2 separate regions of the Homo sapiens genome follow, and region 1 is linked to region 2. A link is a contact called in ENCODE Hi-C data. All regions are on one chromosome and are shown on one strand. Each heading gives the region's core, a stretch centred on a gene start or an enhancer-like site at or near the end of the contact. The rest is flanking DNA. Distances are from core to core; before and after follow the strand shown. Region 1 overlaps PRKG1 (protein kinase cGMP-dependent 1). Region 2 overlaps PRKG1 (protein kinase cGMP-dependent 1).

The links. Hi-C counts contacts between places; a loop is a spot of excess contacts on that map. Pooled maps may share reads with other maps.
Region 1: a map of gastrocnemius medialis shows a loop between it and region 2 (3-fold over the local background). The contact joins two enhancer-like sites. A Hi-C loop is called at or near these places in 4 of 168 maps with a recorded cell type or tissue (Caco-2, gastrocnemius medialis and psoas muscle) and 5 of 50 pooled maps.

The regions. Positions count from the first base shown.
Region 1 is chr10:52,210,805-52,213,512 of GRCh38, reverse strand. The region is part of intron 9 of PRKG1 (protein kinase cGMP-dependent 1); the gene reads right to left. The region is part of intron 1 of LOC124902425 (a long non-coding RNA gene); the gene reads left to right. Among named protein-coding and RNA genes, the nearest start is that of PRKG1-AS1, 100 kb to the left of the region's middle. RefSeq lists a silencer at 1-44 and an enhancer at 1-173. Within about 2 kb of position 1,257, at least 4 of the 41 ENCODE cell types and tissues checked have a DNase peak (open chromatin) inside an H3K27ac peak, as active enhancers do; they include gastrocnemius medialis, where a contact is called at or near this core.
Region 2 is chr10:52,070,592-52,073,293 of GRCh38, reverse strand. All of the region lies in intron 7 of PRKG1 (protein kinase cGMP-dependent 1), which reads right to left. Among named protein-coding and RNA genes, the nearest start is that of PRKG1-AS1, 240 kb to the left of the region's middle. Within about 2 kb of position 1,278, at least 3 of the 41 ENCODE cell types and tissues checked have a DNase peak (open chromatin) inside an H3K27ac peak, as active enhancers do; they include gastrocnemius medialis, where a contact is called at or near this core.

The sequences.
Region 1 (2,708 bases), core at 8-2,507, 140 kb before region 2:
TTTCATGAATGCATTGCTGCTATGTTAAAATGGACTCTTCCTTATGTTGGTCACCAAGACTTTTTCCTTGAGCTTCACTAAAAAGAAGCTAAGATTTGCATTGAGTCTGCATGTTAGGACATAGTGTCATAAATAAGGTATGACGTTTCCATGACGAGTCTTAAATAAACCCATAACAAATTTTTTACCAAACAGATTCAGGTGAGATGTTTCCTGATTTTCTTCACATTTGAACACATTTGTTGCCAACTCAGTTTGTAAAGCTATCAAAAGTCAACTGAACTTCTTTTTTTCATTTTTTCCTGTTTTGTAAGAGTTTTATTTTTATTTTTATTTTTTTTATTATACTTTTAAGTTTTAAGGCCAGGACTAAACTTCTATTTCTTTGTGTCATAACATAGTGACTGACTTATATTCAGAGCCGAATTAATATATAACTACTTGAAAGTTTATTTGCTTTAAGTGCAAAAGTCAATTTCTTAGTGTGTAAACATTCATGTACGCAGTGGTTATCAGGACCACTGATATAAAGCACTTTGAGAGTTGCTGAACTTTCCCATGTATATCTAACTTGTTATGACAAAATCACTCTATGTTGAAATTCCTGTTCAATTTTCTTTTAGTGTTTTCACTGAAGGTAAATTTGACTTTTTAATAGGAAAAAGCTACAATCCCTTTGCGAAAAACAATATCTAACAGAAACCAAATCGAAACTTGGTTTTATTCCATAATCCAGTTAAAGCATAATAAAAAATGAAGCCAAAACGTGGATTGAGGTTACTGAAAAGATTTCTGTTGGAGAGAAAATGATCTATGGGTTTCATGCAATCAGAAAGATAATTCTGCCTTGTAACTAGTATTTCTCTTTTTTTTTAATCTCTCTCTCTCTCTCTCCCCTACACCACCCCTCTCCCCCCAACAGCCATATGGATGAAAAGATAGAAAAGCTACAGTATATGAGATGAGAAAGTATATGTTATCTTTTTAATTCTCTCTTTTTTAAAAAATCAAGGAACAGGGAAGAAAAATTCTCTTCTTGGAGGTGTTAAAGTTTGTGATGGTAGTTACATTAACAGTTTAGGAGGCAAGTGAATTACCAGTGTTAAATTAAGGTTAGCCTAAAGCTGCCTCCTTTCCTATTTTAAGTTCACCCTAAAGGTTTCTCCATACAGTGAACTGTAACCTAATGAGGTGTAAACAGACTGTAACCTACTTTTCTATCAGTCAGAGCGCTTAGGCCAATCACTGGTGGCCGATTGCTCAAACCTTCTCTGACTAAAGCAGATGCTGAGCTGTAACCAATCCAGCTGTTTCTGTACCTCACTACTGTTTTTTTGTACTTCATTTTCCTTTTTCAGTCCATAAATGTTATCCGACCATGTGGCAGCCCCAGAGTTGCTCTGAATTTATTCTAGTTCTGGGGGGTGCCCGATTTGCAAGTCTTTCTTGGCTCAATTAAATTCTGTTAAATTTGTCTAAAGTTTTTCTTTTAACAACAGTAATAAAAATGTTTTAACACCTAATAAAAAAGTTAATTTGCATTAAAACACACTACCAATGTTCAGGTAAGTGGTATTGAATTCATGTAACTTTAGAAATATAAGATTTATAGAAATCTTTTCATACAAGTTTTTTTTCTATTTTTTTTAAGTATAGAAACTGAATCTGGAGGGGTAGAATTGCCACAGATCACACAGTTATTAGCAGATCATTTAAGTGCATTCATATCTTCCACTTTCCGTAGTAACATTCATCACCCCCGTTACTTTACTAACCAATTATTGAATTACTTTTCTTTTTTTTTTTTTTTTTTACCAGGATAGGTATTTGTGTATTTTTTAAGTTACTTCATTTCAGAAGTTTTAATTAATATCCACATTTGTAATAAAGACAATTCAGTAGAACTGTCTCTCTGAATTAACTATATATTGTGAAAATCTATTGGTTTGGCCCAGGAAAATATCATTACTGTACCATCTGATAGTAGCAATTTCTAAACGCATGCATAATTCTTAAATAGAAATAAATAACCAAGTGACGGTTGAACTCGCAAACAAAACCTACAACCGGACAGCTGGTTATAGGCTGTCCTTGTTCATTGGATTATGAAGATTTAACCTTTTTAAGGGCAAAAATGCTTTTCTTTAAATAATTAGTTGCGAAAAATTTCTTGACTATGTCTCTACATATTTTCTGGATATAGTTAGAATACTGGGTAAAATATAATCTCTCCCTTGTATCAAAGACCTTGCAGTGCATCAGGGTCAACATGAATTCCTGTGGGGACTGTAGCCCAGGCAGAAAGTAAAGCAGAACATGATACGTGTATACAGATCCCAAGACAAAAACTACAAACTTTAAAAGAACAGACTATCCGATAACTGATTTGGATGATACTTGCTTCTTTCTCTTAAAAAGTGAAGTGTAGCAGGAAAAAGAAATCCAAGTAGAATTTCATTGCTTAGTATAGTAGCCGACACATGTTCAGTAAATGTTTACTATATAACTGATGGTGCCAGTTAGAGGTGCTATTTTATATGATGAATGTTTTGATGAAAAAGAAAATTAAAACTTAAACCTGAAGAAAATAAGTATATTGACTCATTGATGTATATATTTTTGATATGTACTTTTAAATGACAGCTTATGCAATTATGTTATGAATTCTTTGAAAGCAACTACCAAGGCTTTTGATCCTCTATAATTTG
Region 2 (2,702 bases), core at 29-2,528:
GTAATTATATTTGAAAATAAGGTCTTCCAGATATGATCAAGTTAAGGTGCTGCCATACTGGATCAGGGTGGGCCCTCCATTCAATGACTGGTGTTCTCATAAAGAAAGATTTTGATACAGAGGCACACGCAGAGGGAAAACAGCCATGTGAAGACAGTGACAGAAACTAAAGTGATGTAGCTCCAAGACAAAAAATGCCAAGGACTGCTGGGAACCACCAAAAGCTAGGAGTGAGGCATGGAACAGATTCCTCCCTAGAGCTTCCAAAGGGAGTGTGGCCTGGTGACACTTTGACTTTGGATGTCTAGCCTACAGACCTGTGAAAGAATAAATTGCTATTGTTTTAGCCACCCAGTTTGTGTAATTTATTATGGCCACACTAAGAAACTTAATACAAATACTTTGTCATCATCACAAAGAGGGGAATGGATAAAAAGTGCGGAAGACTGGACACAGGGAGACCAATTAGGTGGCTGTCCTATAATTTAGACAGATCATGGTGGCACTAACAGGAACAGTGGCATGAGGGTGGTGAGAAGCAGATTGAGAGTTGAAGTTGAGAGTTATTTAAGAGGTAGAACAAACAGGATTCGTTATTATGAGAGGAAATTTTAGGAGAAGAAAGAGTCAAGGATAATGTCCAAATTTCTGGTTTGATAAACACATGTAATATTCACTTGAAAAAGAATAGACTTGATTGGAGTTGGAAAGAAAATGAGTTTACTTTTGTCCAAGGGATATGTGAGATACTTGTGTGACAGCTAAGTTGACTTGCCCCGTAGGAAAAAGTTCTGGGGTGGAGAAAAAATGTTACTATGATACTCTGTGCTTTTCCTATAGCACCTAGTACATCAATTATTTTAATCTCCTCTTTATAAATCCTGAAGAGGAGAATAACTCAGGCCAGAAAAGTGAGAGGACAGCATCTTTTTGTTTTGTTTTGTATTGTTTTGTTTTGTTTTGGACAGCCACAAATCCAGAACAACAGAAATAAAAATTCCCACCAGACATTGTGTTACTTTTTCCATAGATTATTCACTATAATCCTCACGAGAATAATCTTCACTAAAAACCAAATTAATTATAATATTCACTAAAATGAAAAACGTAAAAAAAAAAAAAAAAAAAAAAAAAAGCAAAACAATAAACCCTGAGAGTCTCAGGTGCTGGAAAGAGAAGGGTCCCAAGGCTGGAGAAACAAGCTGGAGCCGCACAGGAGTCATAAGGGCTGGGTGAAGGAGCCTGGTGATGGCCCCACGGGAGAGGGCGACTGGGACTGAGTCCTTCATAAGGCCAGAGCCCTGGAGCATTTCGACACAAAAGGCACACGCAGTATAAATAACTCTCTCTGTCAGCCCAAGTAAATGTCAAGAGTCTTTCTCTGAGAGAAACAGAAACCCAAGCCTTGTAACTGGAAGAACTGAATTCTTTCAATGTTATCTTCAAGTTACAGGGATATTAAGCTAAAACGTATCTTTGCAGAGGCAAATATGAAACATATAAAATAGGTACATAGAGATGCTTCAATAACGTGAGCACAAGAAAATCAATCCCTCAGTCCACTAACTCCACTGAAAATGGGTATGTGGTAGAAAATAAAAACACCAAAAAACCCCACCCCCACCCCCACCCAAGACAAGCACACCTCAGCTATACTAAACCACACACGGAAGGAAAGTTGGTGGAAGTGACAAATGGAAGAATGTGCACCCCAAAAGTGAAACTAACAGAAAGTTTCAAAGAATTTGACATTCTAAAAATAATTTCTGAAGACATACAGCAAAAAAAGATGATATAAGAAACAATGTAAAAGATATTTAAGATGTCCATTGCAGCAACATAGGATGCAGCTGGAGGCCATTATCCTAAACCAGTTAATGCAGAAACAGAAAGCCAAATACACATGTTTTCACTTATAAGTGGGAGCTGAACATTGAGTTCATGTGAACACCATCATGGGAACAATAGACACTAGAGAGTTGAAAAGAGGGGAGGCAGAGATGGAGGCAAGGGTTGAAAATCTACCTTTTAGGTACTATGTTCCCTACTTGGGCCATGGGAGTATTAGAAGCCTAAACCTCAGCATCACACAGTACACCCATGTAACAAACCTGCACATGTACCTTCTGAATCAAAATTAAAAATATGAATAAATAAAGGAAAAGAAAAAAGATATTTAAAAATAATAAAATAATGGCAATAATACCTCACATTTATCAAACACTTAGTATATGCCAGACATTATTCTAACATGCATACATACTATATACATTATTTGGCCTATTAATCACCTTGACCCTATGTGGCAAGCACTATTATTCTACTTTTACAAACCATGAAGCTGAAACAGAGATGAACATCAACAAGATCACACATTTCATAAACAATGGAGCTGGGGTTTGAACCCAAGAAGTCTCATTTCAGAGCTCACACTCCTAAGCACTTTGATGCACCAAGTAGAACTTCTAAAATTACTTTTATAAAATAGTCATTGGAACCTACTCAGTGTATTAATTGAACTGAAGACTTGATACAATTGAAGGAAGAAGTAGAGAATGGCATGACCATCTGAGACAATCTGCCCAGCTTCTATTAAAAATGTAGCACCGAATGACACAGAGAAAGAAGATTCAAATGTGAATAAGGAGGTAAGGACATATGATGATGAGGTTAGGTCTAGGCCACTAAAAGTTACAAAATGA